Regions from separate parts of the Mus musculus genome. Here regions 2, 3, 4, 5, 6 and 7 are each linked to region 1. A link is a loop called in an ENCODE intact Hi-C map of the cell type or tissue named here. Cell type or tissue: left cerebral cortex. All regions are shown on one strand. Links, peaks and the distances in the headings refer to the core of each region. The heading gives the core; the rest is flanking DNA. Region 1 has its middle 3.9 kb from the start of Rab17. Region 2 has its middle 15 kb from the start of Lrrfip1. Region 3 holds the start of Ube2f (ubiquitin-conjugating enzyme E2F (putative)). Region 4 has its middle 32 kb from the start of Lrrfip1. Region 5 overlaps Ramp1 (receptor (calcitonin) activity modifying protein 1). Region 6 holds the start of Ramp1 (receptor (calcitonin) activity modifying protein 1). Region 7 overlaps Lrrfip1 (leucine rich repeat (in FLII) interacting protein 1).

Region 1 (4,354 bases), core at 193-4,192:
TGTTTTGCAAACACACACACAAGGGTTGGAAAGGAGAGCATAGATTCTCTACAGGAGACGGGGCTTCCTTTATTCTGGCCCTTCTTCTCTCAGCCCCGTGTGGCTCTCTGTGACCTTGGCTGTGAGCATTATTCTTGGAGGAGCCCTTGTGTCCACATTTGTCCTTCAGGTGGCTACAGGCACAGCAGCTCTGGCTATTCAGAAGTGAGTGTGGCTCTGTCCACCCACCCTCCAGGTTTGGGAGGGTCACAGGTATTTAAGAAGGCTCACTCCAGAGCCAGCCTGTTAGGTGGCTCCCTGTGGCAAAGCCTGTGACCTCAAGGCTCAGACCATTATCCATTCCTCCATCTAGTTCCCAGGTGATGACTACAACCCAGCTGGATCTGAACTCCCACTCTGCAGCCTGATGTGGCTCCCTGCACAAAGTTTCCAAAAGGAGTTCCTAAAGCATGATTTGTCAGGCAGGCGTGAGGGTGAGCAGTGCTGCAGTCAGCATTAGGGAAGCTAGGAGCAACAAAAGAACCAGAGGGCTGAGTCACTGCGCCCGCTGGCCTTTCCGGATGCGCTGGAGAGCGTGACCACAGATGAGGACGGTTTCTCCCTGGGCAACTGCTGAGTCAAAGGCTGTATTGTTGCCGGAGCCCATTGATGGACATTCCCATTTGCCTCTCAGCAAACAGCTGCCCTGGTGCGTGAGCTGCAGCATGTGGAAGTGCTATGTGCCCACCCCCTTGCCAAGCTTGGAGATGACGGGTCTGCTGATGCTTTCCGTGGGGGCTGGACCAGGGCTGTGCACACTAGGGGGCTTGTGTTTACTGCCCATCTCTGAGTTTTCAGTGAATTGGTTTTTTTTGTTTTTTTTTTCTTTCAGGTTTATAAATTAAGGATTCAAAACACCATCTCTCCAGAAGTTATTTTCCCCAGGATTTCGTATAAAGATGGCTTTGATTGTCATGCGCTCATTTCTCCCTAGGGTTGCCTTGTGCATTCAGCTGCATGGTGTAGTCGCTAACGAAGATGAAGATGTGACTCCTGCAACAATATAGGGATTTCTTGGAACACTGGGAGGGCTCTTTTTATAATTTATGTCAACACTGAGCTGAGCGGGTGCCAATGCGCATGAATACATGACGCCTTCCTATTCTCTGACTATAATCCAGCAAGTCTTGCTGGGGGTTGCCCTCTGCTCTTTAGGTATCCTGCAAACGGGACTTCAAGGCAAAGGCACTGGGTTTGGAGGTAAAAGGAAGAGAAAAATAAAGTTGCTTGGGCAGCTTGTTTCTGCCTTCTTGACAAGATTGGGCAGGGCCATTAGCGTGGAAGTGAGTGGCAAGAAAAATGAGACCATGAGCAAGAGAAACAACGCCCAGTGTGGTACAGTGTTTGCCCAGCAGGTGCCAGACCCAGGGTTCCATCTTTAGCACTGCAAGAGCAAAATCAAAGCCAGAAACACAGCAAAGGAAACAAACCCATAAATCACACAGCTACAGTTACTGGGTAAGGAATTTGCAATACTACATTCAGTACAACAACAACAATAACAAAACTCTGTAAGAGAAAAGTATACACAGCAGGTGGATAAGTGGATTTCAGGAGAGATTTGGCAGCTTGTGAACAGAACCCAAGTCCTGTAGCCCCCTAAGTCACCACAACCTCCTACTGTCAGAGCTCAGCAACCGTCCTCTTGGGCTCTCTGTTCCTTTTTTCTTCCTTTCCTTCTTCTTTCTAGTGTAACTAAATATCCTTCTTGCTTATTCCATCTCCATACTGGATTCTTAGGTGAACCATGTTGCAGATTTCCAGTCTTGTTATTTCTATATGGTACTTGGAACTACTTGGATGGGGAAGTCTTTGGTTCCAGGATGTGGGAGCACGACTGGAGTTGTGCTGTTTGGTCCCAAGTGCTCTGCACCCTTTTGCTTACAGCATGGACACAAGCTTGGACAAACCATCTGGGCCCATTTTTGTCATCTGCCTGCTGCCAGCTGTGCGCTGTGTGTGGACCAGTACTGCCCAGCTGGCACCTGTCATTCTTGTTGCCTGTTCAGCTCAGTCTGCCTGCTGATGGCATCCCCTGCCTAGCAGGCAGTTGGCCTTACCTTGTTCATTCTGCTCCCAGAAAGAGGGCACCCCTGTCCTCTTGACTGTGTCTACATAAGCATTTCTTCCTGGGAGAGGTCTTCTCTGACTTTTCCTGATCCTTTCTGGCCTGGCTTGCAGTGTTCCTCCCCTACGGTAGGCCCCTGACTGGGGAGTGACCTGTTCCTCTGCAGGGCTTTGTCTCCCCCTGCTGGGGCTACCTGGGACAGCACCTAGCTTCCTTTTCCTGACTTCTTTCTGCTGCGCAGGCTGTTAGCCACGTGCAAGCATTGATGGCTGAGCGGAGGAATTTAGCCTGGCATTCAGAAACCACTACTGGAATTTTACATTGAGATAAGCAGGATAAATGTTTCGGGGAGAGACACTCCCTAGCTTCTGTTTATCTCAAGGCTAGGAGATTAGAACTTTGCAGAAGAGAGGAGTGCAGATGATAATCAGTCTGTTTGTCCTTAGCCACTGCTCTGCAAGGAAGCCCAAGCTCAGCTGTCCCCGGGGGAGCACCAGCATGCCTGGCTGGCCAGAGCTGGGTCATCTGGTTCCTACTGCTAGAAAGCTGGATATATTGGCAATGGGGCCCACAATTATGGGCTGTGCACAGAGAACAGGGGCACATGTCCGTGCAAGCAGTTAGCTGTTCTGCTGCAAGCCGGGAGAACCGCTTGAAAGTCACAAACAGATAGCTAATAAGATGGCTCAGGGGACAAAGACAATGCCAAGCTTTGTGGACTCCATCCCCGGAATCCACAGAGGGGAAGGATTCCTTTGACCTCAATAAACGCACTGTGGCAAGTGTGTGCAAAAAATATGTTCATGCATATATGATGAGTGAATAATAATGTAATAAAGAGGGGCTGGAGAGATGGCTTAGGGGTTAAGAGTGTGTTTCCTCCTCTTCCAGAGGGGCCGAGTTCTTCAGATCCAGTGTGGGGCTTATAACGTCAGCTGTGGGGGATCTGAAGCCCTCTTGCTGGCCTCCACAGTGCTGCACGCACATGCGAGAACCCACACAGAGACTCATGCGCATGCATATATTTAAAAGTACATTGGAAAGTGTTCACAAAACGCTCACACATGTTTAGGCAGCAGTAGGTCCAGCTGTTCCTGTGGGGAATGGGGTAGGAAGTTCTAGAGATCATAGGATAGCAAGAAGCTCTCATAGGGTAGCTGTCTATGAAAACAGAAAGTCTCTGTCATGCAGTGTTTGAACAGAGGTTGAGAAGGGTTTGCATAGGCTCCGCAGCCCTTGCAATTGTACCCAGTTTTATAATTTTGCCTTGTTTATTGTCTCACTATGAACCCAATGCTATCTTGCCCCCCCCCCGCCCCCAACTGTGTTTCACTCCCTGAGTACTGGGATTATGGGTGTGTGTCCCCAAGCCTGGCATAGTTCTGACTTCTTTTGAAAGGTGAATGGGTGCCCTGGAAGTTATGTGCATGTCCATGTGACATACTAACCTGGCTTAGTGAGAATTCTTGCCAGTGCCCAAGGTTGATGAACTGTCTGGAAATTGGCCACACACACACACACACACACACACACACACACACACACACGAATGACTTAGGAACTGCTCTGTCTTGTTTCCACCGCCAGCAGCAATGGTTCTAGTTACAATCTGAATTTTGGAGTTGTGGGTCCTCATCAACGCTGAAGTAGAGTTTATCCCATGTTAGCCCAGAGAACACATCCTTTGTTTCTTAGAGCCCTGAAAATTTCTCTCCCACAGCAGGCAACTCTCAGCACCTGAATCACACATAATCACACAGGCCAGCCAGGCAGGGGCTGCCTTTAGGAGTGAGCAGACAGGTGTCCAAGTGAGCAGACAGACTGGTCTAAGAGAGGATCTTGCAGGAGAAGACTACCCAAGTGACCTTTGGCATGGGGTAACTCGGAACACAGAGAAGGAATGCACCCCCAGCTCTTCTCAAATGTCTGGATTCTGGCTTATCCTGGTCCACCCTGGGAGAGGATCCGGTTGCTTGAAATCATCCGGAACACCAGTATACTCCTAGACACAAGCCCAGTGGTAATGGGGGAACCCGGACTCTAGGTAGCAGAATCCTGGGAAGGGAATTTGGTGCATACACCTCTTCCTGCTCAGGGCTCCAGTCTTCAGGGGAGGTCATGTTACAGGAAAAAGATGAAGATGTATTGTTAAAGTCACTGGAGCCCTTGTCAGCTGACCCTGAGTTGAACAAAAAGAGGATTGTGCTTGTTAGTCCTGTCTCAACCAGACAAACCCTCTAAGAGAGG
Region 2 (4,354 bases), core at 101-4,100, 65 kb before region 1:
TGCTGTTAGCCTTAGAAAGGAACCTGGAGGTCAAAGTTGTACACACTACGAGGACCTTAAGGTCTGTCTGTAAAGTATCGCATGGCTGCAGTTACATGTGGTTCTAAGAAGTTTTTAATTTTGGTTTGGGGTTGTTGGGAATCAAGCCCAGGGTCCCTCTTCTGCTCAGCACAAAATGCTATGTCACACCCTAGCCAGGGTCCCATTGGTGGTCAGAGTCTCAGGGACAGAAGGTGGCACTGTTGGGGCAGAGGCTGGGTGAGGAGAAAATAGGAAGCCGATGTTTTTTAAGTTGTGCAAGAAGACAATGGATGCGGGAAAGATGGTGGAATTTTGTTGTGCTTATTTCGTCACAATTTAAGGAATACTATTTTTAAAAAGCAAGTGCACACTCTTGTTTATTTAACATTACAAAGAGAGGAAGAGGCAAGCCAGGCAAGGTTTCCCCTAGAAAATAGGGGGAGGATGGTGGAATCCCAACTGATTCCAGATGAAATCAGCCACCGAAAAAACTAGGAAATCTTGTGGGGGAGAAGTGCTCAGAGAGTGCAGGGAGCCAACCTCTTGGCTCTGGACAGCTGATCCCCAAAAGCAGAATCTCACTGACAACTCCATGTGCATATTCAGGCTACCACCACCAGGGAAATAACAGCCAACTGGGCGTGGCCAGCTGGTGTGGCACATTGGCAACTGCCAATTTAACTTGAAGACGAGGACTAAGGATGGAAGACCCCCATCCCTTACCTAGTTTGTGAAAAATGCTGAGCTATATCCCCAGCCAGGGGAAGAGATTATCAACATTGTCTTCTTTCATTAAGCAATGATGGGGTGTGGAGAAGGCTCTGTGGGCAGAAGTGCTCGGTACACAGGCATGAGGACTCAAGTTCAAGTCCCATAATCTATATAAAAGGCAAGGCTATAGGGTGCCTGTCACCCCACACTAATGGACATGGAGACTGGAGGAATGCTGGCCCTTTCTAGTCACCAGCCTAGCTCCAGATTCAGTGAGAAACCCAGTCTCAAAGGCATATGCCATAGATGATAGAGCAACACACACACACAGAGCAATGGCATTTATGATAAGACTGTGATAGGATGCAACCTCCTCATCCATCCAGCTTCATGCCTTCTTTCTCTCTTCAGAAAATAAACAAGCAAAACCAAAACAGACGAGAGAGAGAGAGAGAGAGAGAGAGAGAGAGAGAGAGAGAGAACAGGAAACATTCTGAGTTGGCCATCTACTGCTGGGCACTGGGCCTCCCCGTAACTGTCATTTGTATATCTGGTGAGACTCCTTTGCAAGCATGCATCAATTGGAGCCAGCTTCTTGGTTAAGATGAGTGCCCTTCAGCGCTGGGACCCTGTCTGGCTTGACTTAGGCAGGTCCACATGCTGCCACAGTCTCTGTGAGTTCACATGCTTATCAGTCCTGTTTGCGTCTGGAAGACTTAGGAGTCCTCCATCTGCCTCTGGGTCTTTCTTCTTCCCTGAGTCCCGAGGGGAGGGAGGGCTTTGATGAATGGTAGGATTCATTCACTGCCTTTTCTCTCGAATATTTTCTATGAGCTTGAGGATGGTTTTTTTTATTTTAAAAGAGGGATGTAATACAAGGCTCATTTGCCTCCGTCCTGTTCTTTGAAAAAGAAGAAATAAAAATTGGAAGGAAAAACCTTTCCTGTGTGTTTCCAGAGACTTCCAAACCTTCTCTGAGAAAGAGGAAAAAAAAGAAAAAGAAAAACAAACCAACCACAGGAAACTGCAATTAATTAATTAGGCTGCAGCTGTTTTTAGTACTTGCCTGTTTCCGCCTGTGTTAGGATGCTTCTGGCTCCTTAGGGAGGCAAGGGGCCCTTTCCGAATAATGTTCTAATTTACAAAACAAAACGGCGTTACACCCAATCCTTTTGCAAACTTTTGGCAAACGTACTTGTGAAGTGTGAGACTTACTAAGTGTATCTTTTCAATCCTGACACAGTGTAACAACCACTGTCTAGTCAGCACAAGAAAGCCCTGGAGCTATTTTTAAAGAGGTGAGTGAGCAGGTGCAGGCAGCTTGGTTGCCCAAGGCAAAAGGCTCCAGGAAAGCAGAGGCAGTGTTTTGGAAACAGCTAAGGCTAGAGACAAGCCTTGAGTAACTGGACCCCAGGAGCATGGAGTGGACCAGGCTCTGAGAACAAACTCCAAGTCTTGGTCGGCCATCACTGCAAAGAGAGCCCATTGGACTTGCAAACTTTATATGCCCCAGTACAGGGGAACGCCAGGGCCAAAAAGGGGGAGTGGGTGGGTAGGGGATTGGGGGGGTGGGTATGGGGGACCTTTGGGATAGCATTGAAAATGTAAACGAGGAAAATACCTAATAAAAAAAAATATATATATATTAAAAAAAAAAGTTATTGGAAGGATGTGAAACACTAGAGAGGTAACCGACCGAGCTCCCCATTGCTAGAGCAACGCTGCGAGAAGCAGGAAGCATGAAGCTGTGCTGGGCAATTCTCTTCTGCCCTCTAGTGTCAGGTTAGAAGAGCCCTCTGGGGGAGGCTGGACTGCAGGGAGGCTGCCCAGAGCTGGAGTTGGGGGAGGAGGAAGGGTTTGGAGCAGAAGTGCTTAGTAACTAAGTGCTTAGTAGGTTTGACTGACTCTAGCAACCTCGGAGGAGGTAGGGGGATTGTAATGTAACAAGTCCATGGCCAATCAGGACCACCCAGCACATTCCATGCTAGCTGGGACAGAGTGTGAGATCTAGTCTCAGGAACACATTACAAGAAAAATTATGAGTAATTGTTGCAAAATCGTGCCTTCCTGCTAATCACTATAATCACTCCTGCACGCGGCTTGGAATAGCCTTCCTGTATTTTTTGCAGCATGCCTGTTTTTGAACTTGACAAAGAAAGACAGCACAGGGGTAGGCGCCTTTGCATCCCAGGCCCACTCGGAGCGCTTCAGAGTCTTCGGGCTCTGCGGAGTAGATTCCTATATTGCTCTTGTCCCCTGGGCTCTCACGGCCCTGCTTTGAACATGGCCTAGATGACACTGCATGCAGATCTTCTTTCCTAATTCTAAATTCTAGGAGCTTCAGCAGCCGCCAGCCAGGTACCTCAGCCTGGCCCAGAAGTCCCAAAGGTATCTCAAAGGCCACAAAAGTCCAAAGCAAGCTCCCATCCCTCCACTCCCAGGGTCTTCTTCCTACACACCTTTCTTGGAGCACAGAGGGTGCTACTATCCAGTACCAACTCAGAAGGCTGTGTGTAGCTACTCTATTCTTCCCCTCACCAGGAGGAAGAGGCTGTGTAGAGACAACTGCAGAGGCTTGGCTGATCACAGGAAAGCGGAGGTGATACTTGTGGCTGGTACCACTCAGAGCCCACACAAACGGCTGTGGCCACATGCAGCAGATATGAAGACTACTCTCAGTCTGTCCCCTACATCCTCTCCCTCTCCGCTCATCCCCAGAGTAGCTTCTCCATTCATACCACGCCACTGCACCCCACAGCCAGTGTCTTTCCTCAGGTCTTAGTGCATCTGCTCAGAATGACTAAAGCGCTCCCTTATGCAGCCGACCTGGTCAATTATTCAATAGACAAATACGGACATTATTACCACAAATACTGTCACACATCACACTGAATGTTAATGACGGATATAGGAATGACACTGAGAGCCAGTAGGTAAGAAATTAGATGAGAGGAAACCAAGTAAAGATGCTGAAAGTCTGGTATTTATGTCTTCTGGTTAGGTAGGAAGTCAGATGTGAGGGAGCCAAGGAAATTGTATCTTCCTGTCAGTCAGGATGCCCCCTATGGTTAACCATCCTTGAAATTACAGTTAGGCTATTCCTTCTCTATCAGAAACACAGTCAACAGATGCTTCCCATTCGCCAGGGACCTCAAAAGTTGGATAATATGATTTGCTTTGTGGTTTTGAGACTTTTCAAGAGAATTATGGGAAGAAGTACCTTAAATGGAAGATCTAGTCTACCATGGTTTGGGAGGAGATAGGATTATCTTACCCTGTGAATATGCCACCTGACTTATAAATAGTCATGGAACTTCTTTTGGGGCCAGAGAAGTAGCTCAGCCCATAAAGGTGCCTGCTACCAAGCCTGATGACTTGAGTTTGATCCCGAGGAAGGTAGGACAGAGAAAGAGAAGTGACTCTGGAAGGGTCATGTGTGCATGTGTGCGTTGCACATAAAATAATGTAACACAAGTAAATAAGTAAAGGACTTCTTGTAAACCAGGTGTGGTGGCGCACGTCTTTAATCCCAGCACTCGGGAGGCAGAGGCAGGCCGGATTTCTGAGTTCGAGGCCAGCCTGGTCTACAAAGTGAGTTCCAGGACAGCCAGGGCTATACAGA
Region 3 (4,354 bases), core at 43-4,042, 280 kb before region 1:
AGGCATTCAGAGTTTGGCAGGCAGTCCCCTAGTGGTCACAACAGAGCTGCTCCTCACCCTATGGACCTGCACTGTGCTGCTCAGACCTGCCATGGCTGCCCACCGGCTCTCTTAATGCTCTCCACTGCTCTTCTACACTGGGCTTTATCGGAGGCAGAGGATGGGCGTACCCTGCTCTACTCTTCGAGGTGTAGATCCTAGCTTGTAATCTTCAGTAAGCTGTAGGCTTTTCCAATAGAACATGTTGTGCAAAGACTGTGCAGAGTAGAAAACAACACGAGTGGTGTCTCCACAGAAAACCCAACACGCATATTCTAAGGCAGGTAAGACTAGAGTATCCACCTATTTTTCTATCATCTGTATCACTTTCACTAGCATGGGAGGGAATAAACCAAAGTCTCCATTTGGAAATGTCCCCACAATCAGAAAATTAAATCTCCACAAAGGGATCAAACAAAAAAAAAATTACTCAAACTATCAAAAGGGTAGAAGCTGCCTCAGAATTCTCGTTCCCTCCTCAACACGTCCCACCTCTGGAAAACCCCACTTTGACCCAAACTTCCCTTTGCTCGAAAATCACACTGTGACTAAGGCAGTATTTTGGGAACCGATCAGCTATTCTGAACAGCATGCTCAGTTTCCAACTCCACAAGTTGTATTTGGCCCAGTTAGTTCCTCCTCTGGGTGGGACCAACTTTTAGGGCATCCAAAGAGGACTGCAACTTGTTATTTACCAGTCTCATCAAGTCATGTTTATTCAGCATTCCTATGTGCTGTGCTGAAATCAGGCTGGTGTGACCTATGCAGGGCCAGTTGGCTCACAGTGAGGCTAACTCCTCACTGACAGCTCCAATCTAAGCCATTTAAGAGAACTAGGGGCCACTAGGGCCGTTTAACCTTCCAAGCTGAAAGAAACAGATCGGGACTTAAACCGTACAGCATGAGTGTCCAAGGGTATCTAACCTGCCAGGCTTACTGACTGACCACTTCTGGAGCTCATCTTTGATTTTGGGTACTGAATATCAAGTTAATTTTGTCCAGGTACTCCTGTTAATTCTGTTCCTGAAGCTCCCCACAATCACTATCCTTAATTTCCTATGACTCTGCCTACTGCCCAGCTCCCCACATTCGGCCCAAACAGCTAGGAAGCCTCGGCACCAGGCCCAGCCACCTCACTGTTTTTCAACACCACCCTGCTCATTTCTGGAACCTTCGGTTCAATCTGATAACCAGGTCTTGGGATGCCCTCTTTCCCTTCACCGCCAAGCCCGACTAGGTTCTTAAGGAGAGCAGATTTTTACCCACAGGCCAAGAGCCCCTCCGGGAAGCCTTCCCCAGCAACTCCAACCCACCGGCAGCGCCGAGGAGTGGGTCCAATGCCCACCGGAGACGGAGGAAACTGAGCCGGCCGAGGAGAAGGCCACACCCCGGGTGACACGCCGCGGAACCGGGTCAGGGACCGAACCGGGCCAGGCGGGCCGGCCGCCCCTCCTCCCCGCCGTCGCCGTGGCGGGCCGCGTCCACCTCCCGCTTCCCTTCAGGGGCAGCGGCCTCCCCGCCGCGGCCTCGGCCTCGGCCTCCCGGACGGCCCGAGCTCCGCACCGTGACCTTGCGGGCGGCGGCACGGGGTCCGCCTCGGCCCGGCCCTCTAGAGCCGCCGGGGCTCGCTGCCCGCCCAGCGCTTCCCGTCAGCCGCCGACCTCGCGGTCCGGCCTGGCGCTCGGCGACAGGAGCCTCGGCCTCAGTCCAGCCCGCGCGACCAGCTTACCTGAGCACCGCGAGTCAGGCGAGGCGAGCCGGCACCCAAAACCATGCCCGGCGGAGCAGCGGCACTGAGTCGCGCTGGCCTTCACAGCCGCACCGGCTCCCGGCGGCGAGACCGGAAGTGGCGGGGCGGGGACTGCGCCGTGACCGCAGTGGGCACTTTAAAAAAAAAATTCAAAGCTACAAAAGAACTTTATTGGCAGCTCCACTCGTGGACAGTCACAGGACATACACAGGTCAACTAGTCGGCCCTCGTTCATTGGTGAAGAGCACGGCCTGAGGGTGGGCCATGTGTCAAGACCTTTGCTGATTGGTCACCGAAGCGCAAGCATCCCCGACCGCCTAGCGGCCTTCCGGTTTGTTTCCATTCATTTAGCGGCTTGCTTCCCTAGGAATATCGTACTAGTGCAGTGCCTGCTGGTGGAGCTAAGTTCCTGTGCCCGGCACCATTCCTGAACGCAAAGAATCCGACCGGTTTGCAGCTGCGTTAAGGCCATGGGATAGTTAGAGGTGGCTGCTGGGTGTGAGGACACTCTTCCTGCTCCTTATTTTTTTAATTTCTCATATTCCTATATGCACTTTTAAAAATCTACTTCAGGCCGGGAGTTCCGGCGCATACCTCAGTCCCGGCGCTCAGAGACAAGAGGAAGGCCTGGTCTACATAGTGAATTCCAGGACAGCCAGAGATATGTAGAGAGACCCTACCTCCTGAGGCCTTGGGGTTCCATGTGCAGCATCCTACTTGCAGCTCGTGTGGTATGCATTCTCAGTCCCTGTGGGACTGGAGATAGCCTACTTTGGGAGAGAATTCGGCAAGACTCCTAGAGAGGTAGGGCCTTGGAAAGAGGATATTTTCTGTGGAAAAGAACAAGGAGCGTCAGGTTTCCAGTGATTTTCTTAGCAATTCTGGGGAATGAATCTCAGGAGGTCTCACATGCAAAGCACTACCTTTGAGCTACCCGCCCCCTCCCCCCGCCTCCCCCCCCCCCCCGTCTCCCCCCTCCCCCCACACCCTAGACCCTAAGATTTCTTTTGAAATGAGGCACTTGGGTTCAGGGAGTAAAGCGTTTGTCAGCATGAGGACCTGTTTCCAAACTCGGGAAGATGTGAGGCAGAGGAGTCCTCAGATTAGGACCAAGTACCCTGACTTCCATTGAGGGGAAGAGATCCCCCGCAGAGCTGGGTTGCACATAGGAGTTGGAGGCCAGCCTAGATAACATAGAGTTCCAAACAAGCCAAGGTTACTCAATGAGATCCTGTAAACACAAACAAACAAAAAAGTGGAAGAAAGTTATCCTTTGACCACCCCATGTGGCACATGGCTACACACGCTCAAGCTTCCATCAGATACACACTCCTGCACAGATAGAAAGGGTAAAAGGCAGCCAGGCCTAGTGGTACACGGCTTTAATTCTAGCATTTGGGGAAGCAGAGGCAGACCTGCCAGACTGGTCTACATAGTGAATTCCTGGGCAACCTGAGCTACATAGTGAGATCCTGTCTCAATAAACAAACAAATAAGGCTTTTGATCTAAGGGAGGTTGCAAACACAGAAGAGATGGTACTGGTATTAATCAGCGTCCTCTAGAGTCACAGAGCTTATGGAATGTCTCTCTATATTAAGGGATTTTCATTGTGATCCAGATCAGAAACTTGTGTCTTCCAGCCTTAACATCTGGATCACGGGTGTGTCCTCCAATTTTGATTGTAGTTCATTCCAGATATAGTCAAGTTGATAACCAGGAATAGCCATTATAGTACTCAAGTGAACTCTTTATGACAAGCTGCCTCATTCTTTCAGGAAAACACCTTTGCTCAGCTAACGCTTGTCTTGTTTTCCTAAGCTTAAACAGCACTTTCTTACGGCTCCTCACCCCGGCACCCCCTCTTGCTCTCCCCGCTCTTCTTTGGACCCATGGCAGGTGTTCAGAACCAGTGTTATTGGGCAAGTACTGCATGAGTTTGTGCAAAGTTCTGGTGAGAAAAGATAAGGGCTTGAAGAGGCAGATACAGCTGGAACAGCTGAACCAATACGCCTGACTCTCAACATTGCAAAGAGATGAGTCACTTCTAGGTCCATTTCATAAGGGAGCCTCATGTGTTCACCTAAGACTTACCAAGAGCCTACTGGTTTATATAGTCCTCACAACAGCCCTAGTTAACAGTTTTCTGTTAGCTCCAGCTTTCAGGAAGCACAGAAGTATTTTGCCCAGCATGACTGAACTTGAATGTGAATCCAGCCCATCTGTCTCTGGCATTCAGTCCCAGAGACAGGCTACTAATGAACAGCAAGGAAAGAGACAAATGACTCTTAGAGACAGATTGAATGGATCTCTGTGGGTTCAAGGGCAGTCTGGTCTACAGAGTGAGTTCCAGGACATCAAGGGGGGTACACAGAGAAACCCTGTCTCAAAACAAAACAAGCAAAGAAACAAACAAAACAAATAAGAAACCAAAAAAGCAAGCAAACAAACAAAAAAACCCAAAGCAACAATGTCAACAACCCCATCAGCAGCAGCATAACAGCCATGCCACCTTTCACAGTTTAGCTCTCTCACTCTCTCACACAGTTTAGTGAAGGACTTCTGTT
Region 4 (4,354 bases), core at 64-4,063, 48 kb before region 1:
ATAAGAGCCTAGGCCAGGGAGACAGGCTTCCCTCCAGGTGTCCTCTAGGGCTGCTGATCCAATAGTGAGCACATGTGGCAGGGTGAGATCACCTGCTGGGATGCTATCAATGACCCCATGTCACTACTGAGTGAAGTGGGGCCACATAGGGAGCCATCGCTGTGGTGGTCACCAGATCTATACTAAAAGGCTTCCGTGTTATAAAACTGTATCGATGGGGCATGGAGCATGGCACAGAGCAGCACCCTATTCCCCCCTTTTCATGGCAAACCAAACAGTACTCTCCTTGGAGAGTTCCCAAGGAGAGTGCAGGCACAGAAGAAAAGGAGGTAGACTACGTGAGCCTGAACAGCTTTCAGAAGTACAATCGGCCAACTCTCACACCCATCTTCAAGCATGTAATTCAAGAACTTTCGGTAAATCCATGAGTGGTGCACCACCCCACACGCCCTGGTGGCAAGCCCGGCTGAGTGACAAACTCCAAACGCATGAGGCTGAGGTGACAAATGGCTCTAAACATCACGGCTGACTCAGAGCTATTTCTAGACAACCACATCTTCTGCAGAGGCCCCAGCAGGGGAGTGGGCATGCTGCCTGACCCTGTCCACTGCACACAGAGGTGTAACTGCCCATTAACAGTCCCACCACTTCAAGGATGCAATTCAAGGGCTTTTAGTGAATTCATAGTGGTGCCATCTAATTCCGGATGATCTAATTCCGGACATCTTCATCCCCACAAATGCTGCAGTTTTGTGGGCTGCTCTGAGCACTCTCTATAGCCACTCTCTCTTGGAAGTCCTTTTGGGGTGCAGAAGCATCCTGGGCACTGCCTTCTTTTCTCAGCTGCACAGCATCTCATCTCATGAGAAAGACACTACGCTCAGTCCCAGAACACCCTCCCTCTTAGGCACTGCTAACCACGGTTCAGTTCTCTGCTTTTGTGAGCTCAGCATTTTCTTTTCCTTTCTTTTTTCTTTTTTTAAGACAGGGTTTCTCTGTGTAGCCTTAGCTGTCCTGGATCTCCCTCTGTAGACCAGGCTGGCCTGGAACTGACAGAGATCTATCTACCTGCTGCTCCCTCCTGACTGCTGGGATTAAAGATACGTGCCACCACCACCCAGCCTATTGCACATGGACATCCGGATTCGCCGATGCCATTTTTAAAAAGACCATCTTTTCCCCATAGTGTGCCTTGGCATCTACATCAAGTGTCAGTGGACTGTGAATGCAGGAGTTTCTTTCTGCATGTTCTGTTCTGTCCTCCTGGTCCATGGGTCCAGTTTTATGCCGGTATTTTTTGCCACTGTGACTGCAGCTTTTCTATAGGTTTTGGAATCAGATGGTGAGAACCTCAACTTTGTCCCTTAGCTCAAGATTGTCTTGGCTCTTCTGGTTTCCTTGTGGTTTAGTACACATTTTAGGATTCTTTTTCTATTTTTTGTGGAATTCTTTTTCTATTTTTTGTGGAAAATGCCAGTAGAATTTTGATGGATATTGCATTGACTCTATTAGATTGCTTTGGGTAGTATTGCTATTTTAATAATATTGATTCTTAAGAAATGTTTACATTTATTTATGTCTGAGAGTGCTTTTGCCTGTATGCACGCGCACACAACACACACACACACACACACACACACACACACACACACACACACACACACACACATATCCAGTGCATGCAGTGCCCATGAAGGCCAGAAGAGGGCGCTGGATCCCCTGAAACTGGAGTTATGGATGGTTGAAACCACTATAGGATGCTGAGAACTGAACTTGCATTCTTGGCCAGTACAGCAGAACTGCTCAGCTATCTCTCCAGCCCCAGTATGAATTATTTTAACCCATGAGCACTGAAAACATTTCCAGCCATTAGTGTCTTTCTGGAATTCTTTCCTCAATGTTTTATAGTTTTGAATGTATAGATCTTTTTTTCCCTTAAACTTATATATCTAGGAAGTTTTATGACTTCAGGTAACAATTATACATGGGACTTTGTCTTAAGTTTTTCCCCAGGTAACTCCTTAAGTGAAGGCTGCTGAATAAGTATCTCCTTGAAACACTGTTTCCAGAAGTGATATTGAGAGAGTGCAAAGTAATTCTGTGTTCAAGTTTTTGAGGAAAATCTCTTTCTGTCCCAAAGTTGCTTCAAGCAAATGCTCAGATGCTCTGAACTCCAGCAAGCTAACCCTCCTTCAGGGGAAACAATGCACACCTCACTCGAGGGCTGGACCCTGGCTCATTTGACATTTCTTTCTCCTCTAGCCTTCATTCAGTCCTCAGCAAAGCACATGGGGCTGTACGATGCAATCTGATGAGGATGCAACTTGCCAAGCCTCCTGCTCAGCCCCCCAGTGGCACCATCCTCTTCCAGGGCCACCTTGCCAGCCTGGTCTCCTGCTTCAGCACTGACCACGCCCCTCCGGTCTTCATATACTTAGCCTGGGCAAATGTCATCTTCACAGTGGACAGATGGGTCATTGAAGATGAAGGACCCTCCTTTTCTCTCTCTCTCTCTCTCTCTCTCTCTCTTTCTCTCCTTCTTTCTTTTTTTTTTTGAAGATGCTCTTTCTCTGTAGTCCACGCTAGACTCAAATTTGCTTATGTAGCATGGCCAGCCTTAGACCTCCTACCGCAACCTCCCAAGTATGGAGAATGTAAGTGTTTGGCACAGGTGCTGGCTGGGACTCCTATTGTCTTTCTATGGCTCCGTTATGTTGCTGTGAGTCTAGTCAAAAATGTCTTTGTTGAATGGGAGAAAGAAGGAGTCAAAGAACAAATAGGTAAATGCAGACGAGGACGAGAACGGCTCATTCTGAGGATGCAGGTGAGGCCACTGGTGTCCAGGTAATGTCAGCTGTTCGTGATGCTCTGTACTATGACAGGAAGAGAGGACCCAAAGGTTTAAGAATAAAACAAAAATCCCAAACCCGGGAGCATCCTTTGCATCTTGCCACTGACTGTCAATAGCTAAAAGAAAATTCACTTTTATTTTAGAAAGCTACAACAAAATCTAGAAGAAAGATGCCTGTGCCCTGGCAGCTGCACCCACCCTTGAGTCACACTATTGCCGGCTTCATTGTACAGATGTAATGGGTGGGTCCCAGGACCAAGAGAACAAGCCACAAGTTCTCCACTCAGTAGACAAGCATATATCCTCTACCACAGTGGATAAGCACATATTACCAACCTTGCAGATAAGCACATATCCACCCCCACAGTTAGTAGATAACACCTGCACCCCACAGTAGATAAGCACATATCCTCCCCATAGTAGATAAGTGTATATCCCCCATCTCAGTAGATAAGTGCTTATCCTTCACAGTAGATAAGCACATATCCTCCACTCAATAGACGTGTGCATATATGCCCCATAGTAGATAAACATGTATCCCCCACTCAGTAGTTAAATTCATATCCCCCCATAGTAAATAAGCACATATCCCTCCCATAGTAGATAAGTGCATATCCCCCCACTTAGTAGATAAATACATATTCCCCCCACAGTAGATAAGCACATATATGCCCCCCACTCAGTAGATAAGTGCATATCCCGTTCTTAGTAGATAAACATATCCTCCCCCCATAGTAGATAAACACACATCCCCAACTCAGTAGATAAGGTCATATTACCCCTCCCTGCACTCAGTAGATAACACATGCCCCCTATAGTAGATAGGCACATATCCCCCACTCAGTAGATAGGTTCATATTCCTCCCCGTAGTAGATAAGCACATTTCTGCCCCCCATAGTAGATAAGTGCATATCTCCCACTCAGTAGATAAGTGTGTATCCCCTACTTAATAAACACATATCCTTCCCCCCTCATAGTAGATAAACACACATTCCCACTCAGCAGATACAACTGCCTTGCCTCTGCTCTGTTGTCCTATCTTCTGGGGATCTCTGAGGAGATGAGGTAAAGGAAACCAGGGCTGGCACTAAGGGCTCCATTCTGAGCACTCCTGGACCCTGCTAGGCCGCTAAAGGCACCTTACACAGGGAGAAGCGCAGTCTCTGCCATCCACGTGTGCCCTCTCCGAGGCCTCTCTGCATCTGCTTGGCTCTCCCTCTCATCCATTGCTCACTGTTAATTTATGAAAAACTCCACTTCTTCCTTTCTGCAAGACTTCCCCTTAAAGTCTTCAGTCACTGTTTTTGGTTTGTTGTTTTGAGACGGGGTTTCTCTGTGTAGCCCTGGCTGTCCTGGAACTCACTCTGTAGACCAGGCTGGCCTTGAACTCAGAGATCCACCTGCCTTTGCCTCCTCAGAGCTAGGATTAAAGGTGTGCACCATCACTGCCTGGTTCACTGTTTAGTTTGTTTTCAACATTTACTGTATGTGTGCATGTACAT
Region 5 (4,354 bases), core at 292-4,291, 240 kb before region 1:
AGGAACTTACTGATACATTAAATACAATAACATGGATAGGAAAATTCAAAAGCTCTTTCTCCCTTCTTTCTCTCGATCCCTCTCTGTTCTCACAGGTTTCCAGCCAGCTTCTCTTTCTGTCCTCTCTGTCCTCTCTGTCCCCTCCTTCTCTGCCCTCATGGCTCTGCTCCCTCTCTGTCTACCTCTACCCGTTTTCTGGGTCCTCGTTCCTTTCCCTCCCACCAAATAAAGTGGTTCATGACTTTAGTCCCACCACCTGGAGGCCACCCTGTTCTACACAGGTCCAGGACAGCCAGGGCTTATACAGGGGGTGGGGTGGGTGGGGGAACAGGCATGATTCTTAAGAGCCTAATCTAGGGAGAGAAAGAGAGAGAGAGAGAGAAAGAGAGAGAGAGAGAGAGAGAGAGAGCAAGAGCAAAAACATCAACTATAAAACCAGTAAGTAAGTTAGAGCAGCAAATTAACATGTAAATAATATACAGTGCCCTGTGCATAGGGCTGCACGCCTTTAATCCCAGCGTCCAGATACAGGGCAAATATATCTCTGCAAGTCAGTCTTCTTTATGAGACCTTGCCTAAGAAAGAAAGAGAGAGAGAGAGAGAGAGAGAGAGAGAGAAAGAGAGAGGAAAGGAAAGGAAAGGAAGGAAGGAAGAAAGAAAGAAAGAAAGAAAGAAAGAAAGAAAGAAAGAAAGAAAGAAAGAAAGAGAGAAAGAGAGAAAGAGAGAAAGAGAAGGAAGGTAGGTAGGAAGGAGAGGCACAGAAGGCCTCCGCAAAGTGCCCACAAGCTTCATCTAGCTGTACAGAACACATTAAAGTCTGTCATAAAACCACACTTCAACCTGTCAAGGGAGAAAATACCATTTGATATTGAAAAGCTTTTGATAAAAAGTCACTTCTTTCCCTCCTCCTCCTTCTTCCCCTACTTATCATTATTCTGAGACAGAGTCTTATTATGTAGTCCAGGCTGGCATCAAACTCACAATCCTCCCTCCTGGGCATGTACACCATCCTAGCACACAGCTAGTTCTGAAACCTCCTCTCTCATGAAGAGGCCCTTTCCCTCAGCAAGCACATGCTTCCATTCCTTGTGGGGCCTGAAACCATCCCATCAGCCAGGAAGGGGCCTTCAGGGCAGTGATTGCTGCCTTTGGTGGCAGAACTCAAGATCCCCAAAACAGATGGCAGGGACTTTCTGCCATGGGCAGAGGCTGCTGCCTGGACTGCAGAAAGTCTTGCTCAGTCCAGCACAGTCAGACATTGAGTGAACAGCTAGGGCTACCCGGGCAGTCAGTCTGCACAGAAGGTCTCCACTCCAGCGCAGGAAAAAGCAGCCCACCCAGCTTATTGGTGGTATTCAGACAAGCCAGGGAGATGCCCAGTGCTGTAGGAGGCAGCAGACACCAGGGCACCTTTCCCTGGGTTCTGGGAGATGTATGAGGGAGCCTTGCTAGTTGTTGGACTAAAGCACTTTGACACTTTCCTAGGCTAGGGAAGCGTGGGCAGCGCCAGTGGGATCTGAGCCAGCTGTGTCTCTCTGATAGTCGCACGGAGTGGTGTGGGATGTGCAGTGGGGGGAGGGAAAAGAAGGACACTCCACAAGTGATCCCTGGCTGTGCTGTGCCATGCAGAGGGGAGCTGAGTGTTAAGAAGTCTCTATGCTCTGCCAGCCTGCGACTTCCATTAACCATGTGGCTGGCAAATGAGTATTTTAAGATGATGTTGTCCAGAGCTCCTGACTTTGGAGCAAAGCCATTTCCCAGGCAGTACAAGGGTGTTGTTCAAGACATGGCAGCACGGGTGAGGTTGCCAAGACCCTGGGGTCAGCAACCAGCGACAGCACTACAGGCCTGGTATAGTACCTCTGCAGTCTCAAGTCACTTCCCTCACTCGTGTGCACACACGACACTCGCTGACCACCACTGGGCATCTCTTCTCTCTTCTCAAAGCCAAAAATTGGAACAAAGATGGGAGAAGGAATTCTGGGAGGATCTGGGTGGCAAGAAGGAGACTCCCTGCTGCATTGTGGATGCCCAATGCATGCAAGCACTCAGAGGCCCAGAGAACAATGATAAAAATGGCAGCTGAGATTCCAGTGCCCACCAGAGGGCACCACTCACTACAGCCTTCAGACCTAGGCAGAGGATCCCTGGGGAAGCCTGGTTTCTGTGTGAGCACCTGGTCTGCAGTGGTGAGTCCTCAACTCACCAACCTATGGGAAATGCAGCCCACACCCTGTACAGTCAGAGCTGGGACTCTCTCTTTGATCCCAGGAGAAGGAAGATCTGAGGGTGGGGGGTGGAGGTGAGGAGACATCGGGAATGTGTTTCTCAGAGGGGTAGTTTGACACATCTGTGGGCCACATTGCTTGGAGAAGGGTATCCCTCTTCTTCACAGGGCCCTGGTCTTGCTCGGTTAACAGAGTTTGCTGTTATCCATCTCCACAAGTGATGTCATCTGCATGACTGCTGAGCTGTGATGGAATCCCCACTCCTACATGGCCATCTGGGATAATGGTCCCAGAGCTAAGAGGGAGTGCCACCGAGCAGAGCCCAGGACAGCCTCCACTGCTCCCAGAGAGAGAAATGCCCAGCCAAGGGGACTGCTACAGTCCAGAGAGCCTGCAATTTGTTCTTAACATTTCTGGGGATTGAGACCGAGCTTGTAGGAGAGTGGGGTACAATAATGCCACACACTCCAGCCCAAACCCAGGCCTGGGGCTCCTCTGGCTAATGGCTGGTCGTAGCTTAAATATTTGCTCCTCTCCTGAACCTTGATGACCTCTCAGACTTCCATAGCTAAGACCAGCCTGCAGAGAAGCAGGTTCCATGGCAATGGGGGAATGTGGAACAAGGCAGATGTCAGGATCCAGGGGGGCTACTGAGACCAAGACAGGTCAGGCCAAGTCCCCACCACTTGGAATCCATAGACATCTCATGTTAACTAAAGGCATATGAAATGAGGCTTTAGGTTACAGTCTCTTATGGCTGGCTTGTGCACGCATGATAAGCCTAAGATGGCTGAAGGCTTGCTTGCTTTTCAGAGGGCAGGAAACCATGGTACCCTGCTATCACAGTGGGCTAGCCTTGTGACAGTGGGCATATGTGTTCCCTCCACAGACCAGGGTACTTGGTGAGGAATCCTATAGAGAGATCACAGAGGGCGAGTGCAGAGCTGGATGAGCCAGAAGACTTTTCATCTCCCATCCCTGCAGCTCCTTCCTCTCTCTCCTGAGAAGTCTCCTCTGTCCTGGCACCGTGTCCCTCTGTCCTCCTTTCTCCACCATTCCCACTCTTCAGGTTCCGGGCCAGAGAGAAGTCTGGGCACCTCTGCCAGGCCGGGAGGAAGAGAAGTTTCTAAATCCATCACTGGCCCCACATGCAGCTGGCTCTGGCACAGATGCAACCCATCGCTGCCAAGCCAGCTCCCCACGGAGAGGCCCCACCAGGAGGGTGGGCACAATGCCACTTCTGAGAACAGGCCTGGTCAGGCACCAGCTCCTGGGGCTTTGAGATGAGGCAGTGTTAACATTCAGCAAGCATCCGAGGCAAAGTCACAGAATTTTTTGCTAGTGCTGGCATCAGGGTCTGGACGGGGGCTTGTTCTATGTCAGTGAGCCCAGCCCTGGGGGCTGAGGACACAGGGCACAGTGGCTGACTACTGAGGCACAGGGAACATGTGGATTGAGTGTGATCTACCAGAGATCTCCAGGGACCCTCTCATGGGGACCCTCTGTGTAGCCAAGAGACGCTGACCTTGACTCCAGCTTAGTGAGGGTAGGGTATACGCAGACAGGGTAAGGCCCAACAGCTCCCACACTCTTGGGGACATGCCTTTGTCCAAGCCTGGGATTAGGCGTGACAGCCGGGATGCTATATTTGGATGCTGCCATCCAGGGTTGCTGTTGTCCTTACAAAGCACGCAATGGTAGCTGGAAGGAGGGGGCTGTCTCCTCCAGTCTACCCTCCACCCCAGCTTCCAGGCAGCTATCCAAAGCTTGCCTCTCCCCATCCCTTTCTTCCCAAGAAACTGTGACTCTAATAGCAGCCAGCAGACTTACAGGGCCTATCTGCCGGGCTTCCTGAATGTGTCCTTGAGCTGTCCTCCCTGCTGTACCCCTGCATGGGACAACTCATCACACAGGTTACCAACTCACTGTACCACATATGGCCCTCCTGTCCTAGCCCAACCTCTTTCAAGGGACTAGAGAAGGGAAGGATCTGGAACATTCTACTCCTGTAGTGTCCACTCTCAATGCGACTTTGCAATAGCAAGTTACTGTTCACAAAGCCTCCATATTTGCAGCTTTAAGTGGGTCCAGGTGGTTGCCAGCAGCTTGTACTGACAACCTCCACT
Region 6 (4,354 bases), core at 191-4,190, 210 kb before region 1:
CCAACCAGCTCCCTGTGCTGCTAATGTTCATCTCTTAGGAAACTGAAGCTAAAATTTCACATCAAGCCAAAAGGATCTGAACATAGCCAAAGACAGCAACATTATTATAAGGTTTTGATTTTCACGCAAGTTTAGCCAACACATATAAGGGGCAAATCCACCTTTAGATTCTATTACACAGAAACAGATTTTTAAAGTGTAGATCTGGCACTCCCTGGCAAGGATTAAAAACAGGAGAGCTCTGCCCTGCAAACGGTAGGTGTCCAGTGCTGTTCCTGCCCAGTCACCGGGGACAGGCCACACTGCCCCAAGCTGCTTCCTTGGCTATAAACAGCACTAGTGGGCAGCCTTTGCCACCACCAGAGCCTGTGCAGCAGGTGCCTCTGACCAATACCATGGGTATGGGAAAAGACCACAAGAATCATCAAGCCACAGGCCCTTCCAGGGACACTGGACCGACTCTTTGTTTGCTTTCGTTAAAATGTAGCTATGTACCTGAATTATGTCCAAGAGGTATGACAGCCCCGGGTCCTGAGAACGTTACAGACAAGGGAACTGAGATGGGCAGTTTCTTGTTAGTCACCCCTGGGCTACAGTTTCTGATCAATCTAAAACAAAATCCCAAGCAAGTCTGCCACCTCTAATATTTATTAGCCACACACGCCAACAACAACCACCCTTCACCCCTAGCCTCCCACCCTCCGTGGAAATAATAGTCTCAACCAGCAACTGTTGTAGGTGAGAGTCAGGCTTCCAGTTGTCCTTAGTGTCCGGATCCCTAAGCTGTGGCTCTGGTTGAAGACTGCACATCTGTAAGCTGCTTCTGGCTCAGGGAGCTTGCATCAGTTTGGAGAACTGAAGTGCCGACAGGGGAACCCCGCGACCCTATCCCTCCCGGAAAGCAAGCTGCCCATTGTATGATCAAAAGTTGCTGATGCCTTCGGATGGCCCGCTGGATGATGTGCCCAAGCCACCTCGTCTCCGTGGCAGCGTAAGGTGGTGCAGCGCCCCCTCCCCCGCCCCCATCACCACTCTACTGTCTTGCCCAGACCCCATGCCCTGAGTAAGGTGCGTTCAGGTGCTGCCCTCCCGGCCCCAGGTCACCACCAACGCTGCAGCCCGGGCTACTCACCCAGCAGCAGCCAGAGGCCGCACCGCGGGAGGCCCCGCAGGCCCGGGGCCATGGCAAGCAGAGCCCCACCGTCCCAGCGCCTTGCCGAGCTCTGCGCCCGCTGGAGACGCGCCGGGGGCGGGAGCTAAGGAGAGACCGCGCCCGGCCCACTGCGGCTCCCACGCCCGCGGCTGTCGAGGGCGGAAGCTGGCGGGCGGCACCTGAGGCTGGAGCGCGGCTGGGACTAGAGGGGAGCCTCCTGGAATGTCTGCAGGGCCGGATGGGCTTGGAGGGTCTCCAGGTCCCCAAACTCAGCACCTCGCTCTGACGGCTGGGTTCCTCAGCTATCCTGTGGGCTCTGCAAACACCCCGTGGTCCCATCTCCTTTTCCCCGTGGGGTGCTGGAGTGGTGTGGCCAAAACCAGCCCTGACAACCAACGTCTGTAGGACAAGAAGTGGAACCTCAGGAAAGATGGTCAGTGGGAACAAGGCTCCTTGGAGGGACAAAGGTGTGCTTGACAGCAGGTGGTGACAAGCCAGGGTAGGGTAGCAGAGTCCATGAATACCGAATTTAGGGACAAAAGGAATTGCTAGGTAAAAAGGTGAGACTTCCGTTGGGGTTGGCTACTGGCCATGACTCTACACAGGATGGACCAGTAGTGGTAAGGGAGACTTGGGTGTGTGAATATGAGCAAGAAAGGCCATGTAACACCGGCAAGCTGAGAACCCTGGGGCAGATACCCCAAGTACAGGCTAGGCCTGACCTGGAGAGTCATGGATGCAGCAGCTCAGACTAACTGAGCAGGTCTGCACTCTGCACGCTGCAGGTGAGCAGACTATCACTGGCCCCATACACTGGCAGAGACTTCACTCAGGTTTACAATACTGGTGGGTGAGCAGCGTTCCTCACAGCAAGGGGAACAAGGCTAGAGGCTGCTGCCACCTTCTGGCCAAGCGCTCAGGACCCTTAACAGCAACCTGGTATTCATCCTGAACACAGGCCAAGCCGACATTTGGGGTTCATAAACCTATGTCTTGGGGACCCCACATGTCCTAAAGTCAAGGGGACATGGGGAAGGGAACACATTCTTTTGGCTTGGCTAGCCCTTCGTTTTGAACCTTATGAAGCCCTGCCAGGAGGCCAGCCTCCTTTCATGGACAGACATGGGAGTACGGGCAAGTCATGGCTGGAAAGCAGCTGAGCCCTGCCTCATTCAGTCCTTCCTTTCATGTCTGCAGCTCAGAATCTAGGCTGTGAGGCTCCCCAGTAATTGCCCTGAGTTTCTCCCAATTCACACAGAAAGGATGCAACTCGTTGACACCCGGCCTTAGTGTGGCTGCCCTAGGACTGCAGGTTGGCATCTTCAGTCTGTGAGATTTGCTCACTTCTAACTGGTCATCAGCAGCATTGGATCCCCTCTCACATGGGCATGTGCTGACACTGCGTTAAAAGACTGTCAGAGGGAGAGAGGCATTAAGGTAGAAGTCAGCAGGTCTACTTCTGTACAACACCTTCAGTGGATACAGTTCCCATTTATACACGGAAAAGTAACCAGACCTCAGCAATTGCCACAGTAGACAGTTCAGGGAGCCCTGAGAACAAGAAATCAAGGCAGCCTGGGGCTGCCTACTAAGTTTCCAGACTTCAGCAGGATGAGGGAAGCCATAGTCCAGAAACCAATCTAAGAAACAGAGAGAACGCCTCGGGAAGACATCTGAGAGAGGCAGAGGGCAGGCTTCACACTGTACGTAAGGACACTCCCTGAAGTGCACAGCAGCAGCAGCAGAGCATGTGCACACACAGTCTGGAGCAGCCCAGCTTCCGCTACCGTAGAGGGAAACAAACTGTGCTCAGAGCAGCTGAGAGCGAGCAGGACTAGCCTTAGGCATCAGAGGAAAAGAACCGCTGCTGTCCCAGGGCAGCCTGAAGGAGCGGGACAGCAAGAAGCGAGACCACACAGCATACGGCAACACGTAACCACCACAGCCACACAGGGCTATAAAAACAAAAGGACAAAGAATACTAGAACCATGACCCCACTTTGAGGGGCCTAACTTATGCAACTGTAGTCCCGGAGGAAGAGTGTGAAAGACACCCACAGGGCTACAAACCCAAGAATATCAATAACCCCCAGATAGAAAAAGACTGATCAGGAGAACTGCTGTTGGAGTTCGTCAAAAGACCTTTACTCACAAGGACCACAGAGACCGCCGCCATCGCTGCAAAACGCATGAGGATTTTTATTGATCCAACATGTTAGGGACTCCCCTCTTTCTTTCTTTCTTTCTTCCTTTCTTTCTTCCTTCCTTCCTTCCTTCCTTCCTTCCTTCCTTCCTTCCTTCCTTCCTTTCTTTCTTTCTTTCTTTCTTTCTTTCTTTCTTTCTTTCTTTCTTTCTTTCTTTCTTTCTTTCTGTTAGGGACGTAGGCCAGAGGAGAGACCCAGAACAAAGAAAGATCACACTTTTTATACCTTTGTAAGGGGCAGATTTGAGCAACAGGGTTCTCACTGGTGTAGCAAGTAACCCTTTCAGGCATTGGTTGGTTTGTATAGTAACTAAGTAACCCTTTGGCCTAGTCCCTCACTTTGCTTGCCCCCCATGGTGGGTTATTATGATTTGGTCAGCAAAGTAATAGTACATTAACGTCACAGCTATTAACGTCAGGGGAATTCTTGCAACAAAAGGTGGTTTGTGGTCTTTGTCGGAATTCCATGTGGGGTAGGGGGGCAAGAGAATTGCTAATCTTGTTATGGTTATTTCTCTGAGAACAGCTAATATTGTTTTGGTAGCTGTAAGCTTAGTCATTTTGACCACTAAAACTATGTTTTTACATTTGTTTAGTCAGCCAGCTTCCTTATCTGGCTCTGTACTTTGCCTGCTAGTTCAGTATGGAAAGTCCTTTTTGAAGGGGGAAGGTACTGGGTGGTCTTGAATTCATTTTGGGTATTACACTGCTAACACCAGTCACAGCAGTAACACAGTCCTCACCAGTAAGTAGCCAGAGGAAAGTGGCACAGGCAAACGGGGACATCTTCACGTGCAGCTGGCAAGAACACCAACTATTTTTAGTTTGCCATTCTCCACTGGACAATAGGAGGCTAGACTCGGGCCACTGTCACTGGGCCAGTTGTTCTAAAGCACAGCTGTTAGGTAAGGACTAACAGAAGGCACCTTGGAACAGTCAGCTTTAAGTATTAGTTTGTCAAGTCTCTCAAGGGAGCTGCTGTTAAAATCCAAATACTC
Region 7 (4,354 bases), core at 216-4,215, 110 kb before region 1:
CCCTCTACGTTCATCGGCCACAAAGCGCTTTGCAGGGAGAGGGCAGACAGACCCGGGATCCATTCTGGGTAGACAGGGGTTTGGAAGCAAGGCCACTGCTGGGAAGGCCAAGGTTGGAGCAGGAGAGTCCCTGTAATCAGAGAAAACAGTTGAGTCAGGTCAGACGGATGGGGAGAGGTGAACTCACTCCATGTCACAGGTGGGTTAGCACTGGACACACCAGGCAAAACAGCCTTTGTCATGCACTTGCTGGGCAGGGGGAGGGCAGGATGGTTAGAGAAACAGCAGCCCACTGACAGATCCAGAATGGTTATACCAGATATACTTAGAACTTTAAGTCAGTGTATGAGTGAATGACACACACACACACACATGCACACCAAGATCATGATGCGTTTTTTTAGTCTTTGTAATTTGAGATCTGATATTTAAGATTTGGTGGAGGAAACTCTGCTTAAGAAATAGCTATTTCACCAGGGACAGCCTCCTGTCTCACCCCCTGGTTAGGCATTACACAACAAAAGTGAATCAGACAGGCACGCTGGCAGGCTAAGCATCAGGAGTCTGAGATCCAGTCTGGAGAATGGCGTGGTCTATGTCTGAGCAGCCAGCTCTAGTTCTGACGTAATTCCCGGAGTACAGATGCTTTCAGCTCCGTGAGTTGAGTTGGTCGTGGGCTCTGTTTTACCTAGGGATAGCCTTTAATCCCTTAGGGATTTTTTTTTTGTTTCCTTTTTATTTCTTAAATTAAAAAAAAAAAGATTTACTTATTTTTATTTTATGTGTTTGGATGTTTTCTCTGCATATATATATAAGTATATTATGTGCATGCCGGGTGCATATGAAGGCCAGGAGAGGGTGCTGGATTCTCTGGAACAAGAGTTGTAGACGGCAGAGAGCTGCCATGTGGCTCCTGGGAATGGAACTCTGGTCCTCTGCAAGATCAGCCAGTGCTCTTAACTGCTGAGCTGTCCTCCAGCCTCTCCTCTTTATTAAGGCTTATATCAATTCTGATGACCCTTTCCTGGGATAGTGGGACCTGGCCAGTGATGGGCTGTGTTTTAGGAAGAAGATTCAGGAGGGGTTCCCATACTGCTGGCTTATCTGGGCCCACTCAGTTCCCCCCTACCTAAACTGGTTCCCTGGTTTGGTGAGTAGATGAACCTTAACTGGGACACGTCAGCCCCAGCTGGTAGGACTCCTCAGTAAATAGAAATCACCTGTCCAGGTCAACGCCTATCAGTGTATACAGATAGCTAGACCAGACTGGATTTCCATGCCAAGGTCTGACCATCCCTGACAGAGTGCACAATGCCTAGTATCATTTTCAGAAAGAAGGTAAGAAGGTCCAGGCTATTTTAAGTGTTTTCCCTTTGGATCAGTTCTAACTGGAAGACAATATACACAAGCAACCCATTGGTTCACTCATGGTAGGATGTGACAGTTTACATTAAATACAGGTCAGTGGGGCAAGGTTGAATGTTAAATCACTCCTCAGAAGTTCAGTAGAACATCATTTCAAGAGCAGCTTGTGAACTAGGTTGGGGGGAGGGGGAGCAGAAGTCCACGTACAAGGATGCATGCTACAGAACCTGCAGTCTCTGAAGAGAGGATGTGAAAGATTTAAATGGAAACCAACCAACTTCTCCTCTCTGCAGGATGACAAAGTAGAGACTCGGCCATCACCGCCGCTGAAGCTGGAATTCTGAGCACCAAAGGAGAGAGACTGTGTAAGCGGTGAGTGCCTCCTTACACTCATAAGGGAAGTACAGGCACACCAGTGTTAGGACCCAGGAGCTCTCTGGCTCACATGAAGAGTCTGCAGCGCAAACTCTTAGCAAGTGAGTGACTCTTAGCAAGTGAGTGAAGTTGAATGGCCTATTATTAGCCAGTTGCTTACTGAATTTCATGTCAAACCCTTGTAGGCTCAACTCTCTCCTTTCTGCATAACTCCTTAAGTAACTGAAATTCTTTCTATTGCAAGAAATGTCAGCTTCTCTTCAGCCTAGCCCAGCACCTCGATGAAGAGAGGTAAGGGAGGCTGAGAAGCTCCCAGGCCTGCAGCAGGGAGGTGGGGGTGGGGGTGGGGGTAGGGAGCCTTGAGTATACACTGTAAAGCATCAGGCCACAGAGAATGTGGGGGAAGGGCACAGGAGCGGTGACATTACACACAAAGGATCAAGCAGAGAGCAGACAGACATTCCCAGGCTCTTATCAGGCAAGTGTCTGCTTCTTTCACATCTGCCAAGCTCCTCCATCCCACTCACACTTTCCTCCAGATTGCCCCGAGTTTAGTTTCTTAAGTGTGACTTAGATGAAGTAAGGCGTCAGTCATGTGACTCTCTCTAGCTCCTTGTTAAACCAATTTTACATCTACTTTCACTCTGAGAACAGTTTTATCATCAGGCTATTTTGGATTTGACTTTTAGAAGCACTGCCTAAACCTTAACTAAATCATAAGGCAAATTAGTACTAAATATATGTATGACCCACAGCTCGATTGCCACCCCGAGCCACAGACAGACAGGGTGACAAAGAAGGTAGCATTGGAAGGAAGCTGGATCTAAGAGCTACCAAATACCTTCAGTTATGGTGAAACTTGGGGTTAAAGTTACGGCTAGTCAACATGGAAACGTTGTGGCTGTGGTAGCCAGCTCTGCAGCCACAACTTGGGCACAGTTGGCAACATTATTGAAGGCCCTGCACAGGCAGGTGACTCCAGGCTTCTGTCCCCGAGGTACTTTAAAGGCTCAGGTGTCAGTGTAAAGGGTGACAGGACAGAAGGCTTGCACTAGGAGGTCTCTGAAGTCTGGAACTAGAGAAGCTTAGAAGGGGACATATAAAAAAAGCACAGGCAATCCTAAACAGGTTTCCAGAAGGCTCAAGCAACCTGTTCAGCCAGTTTGGGAAAGCCGAGACTGTTGGCTTACTCTCTCTCTCTCTCTCTCTCTCTCTCTCTCTGTGTGTGTGTGTGTGTGTGTGTATGTATGTAATCTGAAGCTTAGAAATGGAATGGAAGTGACTAAATGCTATTTTAATATAATTAAAATAAATTAAATCTTATACAAGAAACTTATTTCCAGAAGGGGAAAAATGACATTAAGAACAGGAAGGTATTAGGTCATTTAACTCAGATTAATCTGTTTGGATCATGAGGCTTAATTAAAATGTGCCCAATTTAACCTTCTGAAAGGCCCAACAATCCTTGACAGATCCCAGGCCTTCCCCAGTGCTCTGAGCCTCCCTCTGGCTCTGGTTTCTTCACTAGGATGTCTGCCCTCACTCTCACCCTTCCACTCTCACCCATGAGCACTCAAAACATCAGAATTCTGACCCCTCTTCCCTTCCTTTCTCTCATCAGAAAAGTACAGGATCTCATGCATGCATTTAAGGTAAACATTAGACTCGCAAGCTTGAAATTTGGGAAACTGAAAATGGTGGTCTTCCATCCACGTGAGAGCTGAATCACCAACAGACACATATAAGGGAGGCCAATAGTGGACGAGCCAATTCTGCATCCTGGGTATTTTTAGGAATGCTTATCAGCTTCTTAACGTTAACGTCTAGAATGCGAATCATGCTAAGAATGCTTGAATACTAACATTTGAGAATGTTAGAATGCGCTGGGGGGGGGGGGGTGGGTAAAAGGAGCCAGGGTAACACAAAAAGAGCAAAGTAACTAAGTTTAGCAATGTATTTTAGACACACAGAAGCAGCGACCCCTCAGAGCACGTGCCATGCAGGCTCGCTGTACTAACCCTGCCAGATCTTCTACTTAGGGACTGGGATCCACAATAGTCTCCGTCATAACCGTTAGTCTGTTTCAACAAAGAAAGAAGAGGTCACATCAGTGTAATTAACAGGGCAGGTACAAACCATAGAGCAGCACTTATCCAGGAACACACTGAGCCTTCTCTGCAGAGGAACTGAAGGGAATGAATGGGGGTAACCCCAGGGCAACAGAAAGCACTCCGTCCCACACACATGTGCCACACACACACACACACACACACACACACCTGCCAACATGCCTCCTACCCCATTGCAACTCATCAAACACAAGCATGGTGCCTGTGCCATTCCCTCCTGTGGCGTGAGGCCCATGGCTTGATGGTAAACTGCTTCTCTGGGCAGTTTTCCTGTGTTCAATCTTAGGTTAGTGCCATGGAAACTTGAGATTTCAAGAAGGCTGAACGCCAGGCCAGAGGATAGTGACCTGCCCGGCTCAGTTAGATTCTGGGTAAGGCCTGGACAATGCAGCCGGAAGCAGCTGTGTCCCGAAGATTCATGTCTGCGTAACTCATGTCAGTGTAACCCACAACGGAGTGCAGAAGTCTCCCACGAAGGACTAGCA

What was found. Peaks named below come from ENCODE experiments on the same cell type or tissue, not always from the same donor. Only the 100,000 strongest peaks of a DNase experiment are listed, where the experiment ranks them.
Region 2: it touches region 1 in a loop (2.2-fold over the local background); 13 of 42 quality-filtered maps call a loop at or near these places.
Region 3: a loop joins it to region 1, with 4 times the contacts of the local background. A loop is called at or near these places in 16 of 42 quality-filtered maps.
Region 4: it touches region 1 in a loop (2.4-fold over the local background); 13 of 42 quality-filtered maps call a loop at or near these places.
Region 5: it touches region 1 in a loop (2.5-fold over the local background); 13 of 42 quality-filtered maps call a loop at or near these places.
Region 6: it touches region 1 in a loop (2.4-fold over the local background); 7 of 42 quality-filtered maps call a loop at or near these places.
Region 7: a loop joins it to region 1, with 4 times the contacts of the local background. A loop is called at or near these places in 15 of 42 quality-filtered maps.

The regions. Positions count from the first base shown.
Region 1 is chr1:90,971,378-90,975,731 of GRCm38, reverse strand. No RefSeq gene overlaps it. Among named protein-coding and RNA genes, the nearest start is that of Rab17, 3.9 kb to the right of the region's middle. In left cerebral cortex, for the core only: a CTCF peak has its summit at 2,290 (motif pointing left); DNase peaks (open chromatin) are centred at 588, 1,072, 1,303 and 2,303; H3K27ac peaks cover 493 bases.
Region 2 is chr1:91,036,374-91,040,727 of GRCm38, reverse strand. It overlaps a transcript of Lrrfip1 not described here. Among named protein-coding and RNA genes, the nearest start is that of Lrrfip1, 15 kb to the left of the region's middle. In left cerebral cortex, for the core only: a CTCF peak has its summit at 2,509 (motif pointing left); DNase peaks (open chromatin) are centred at 1,975, 2,565, 2,778 and 3,313; H3K27ac peaks cover 329 bases.
Region 3 is chr1:91,247,852-91,252,205 of GRCm38, reverse strand. Ube2f (ubiquitin-conjugating enzyme E2F (putative)) reads right to left here and starts at 1,902. Exons shown (of 10, transcript NM_026454.4): 1 at 1,769-1,902. In left cerebral cortex, for the core only: a CTCF peak has its summit at 2,124; DNase peaks (open chromatin) are centred at 699, 1,172, 1,339 and 2,050; H3K4me3 peaks cover 2,198 bases; H3K27ac peaks cover 1,453 bases.
Region 4 is chr1:91,018,845-91,023,198 of GRCm38, reverse strand. It overlaps a transcript of Lrrfip1 not described here. Among named protein-coding and RNA genes, the nearest start is that of Lrrfip1, 32 kb to the left of the region's middle. In left cerebral cortex, for the core only: a CTCF peak has its summit at 1,733 (motif pointing right); DNase peaks (open chromatin) are centred at 517, 817 and 1,728; H3K27ac peaks cover 1,179 bases.
Region 5 is chr1:91,209,090-91,213,443 of GRCm38, reverse strand. All of the region lies in intron 2 of Ramp1 (receptor (calcitonin) activity modifying protein 1), which reads right to left. Among named protein-coding and RNA genes, the nearest start is that of Ramp1, 31 kb to the right of the region's middle. In left cerebral cortex, for the core only: CTCF peaks have their summits at 1,383 and 2,105 (motif pointing right); DNase peaks (open chromatin) are centred at 2,102, 2,479, 3,422, 3,929 and 1 more place; H3K27ac peaks cover 3,248 bases.
Region 6 is chr1:91,176,919-91,181,272 of GRCm38, reverse strand. Ramp1 (receptor (calcitonin) activity modifying protein 1) reads right to left here and starts at 1,451. Exons shown (of 3, transcript NM_016894.3): 1 at 1,133-1,451. The coding sequence starts at 1,184. In left cerebral cortex, for the core only: a CTCF peak has its summit at 2,061 (motif pointing left); DNase peaks (open chromatin) are centred at 406, 1,310 and 2,028; H3K4me3 peaks cover 1,671 bases; H3K27ac peaks cover 1,775 bases.
Region 7 is chr1:91,084,410-91,088,763 of GRCm38, reverse strand. It overlaps Lrrfip1 (leucine rich repeat (in FLII) interacting protein 1), which reads right to left. Exons shown (of 25, transcript NM_001310732.1): 8 at 3,759-3,818; 9 at 1,640-1,705; 10 at 53-130. Among named protein-coding and RNA genes, the nearest start is that of Lrrfip1, 33 kb to the right of the region's middle. In left cerebral cortex, for the core only: no CTCF peak of the experiment used is centred there; DNase peaks (open chromatin) are centred at 550, 847, 1,714 and 2,291; H3K27ac peaks cover 1,815 bases.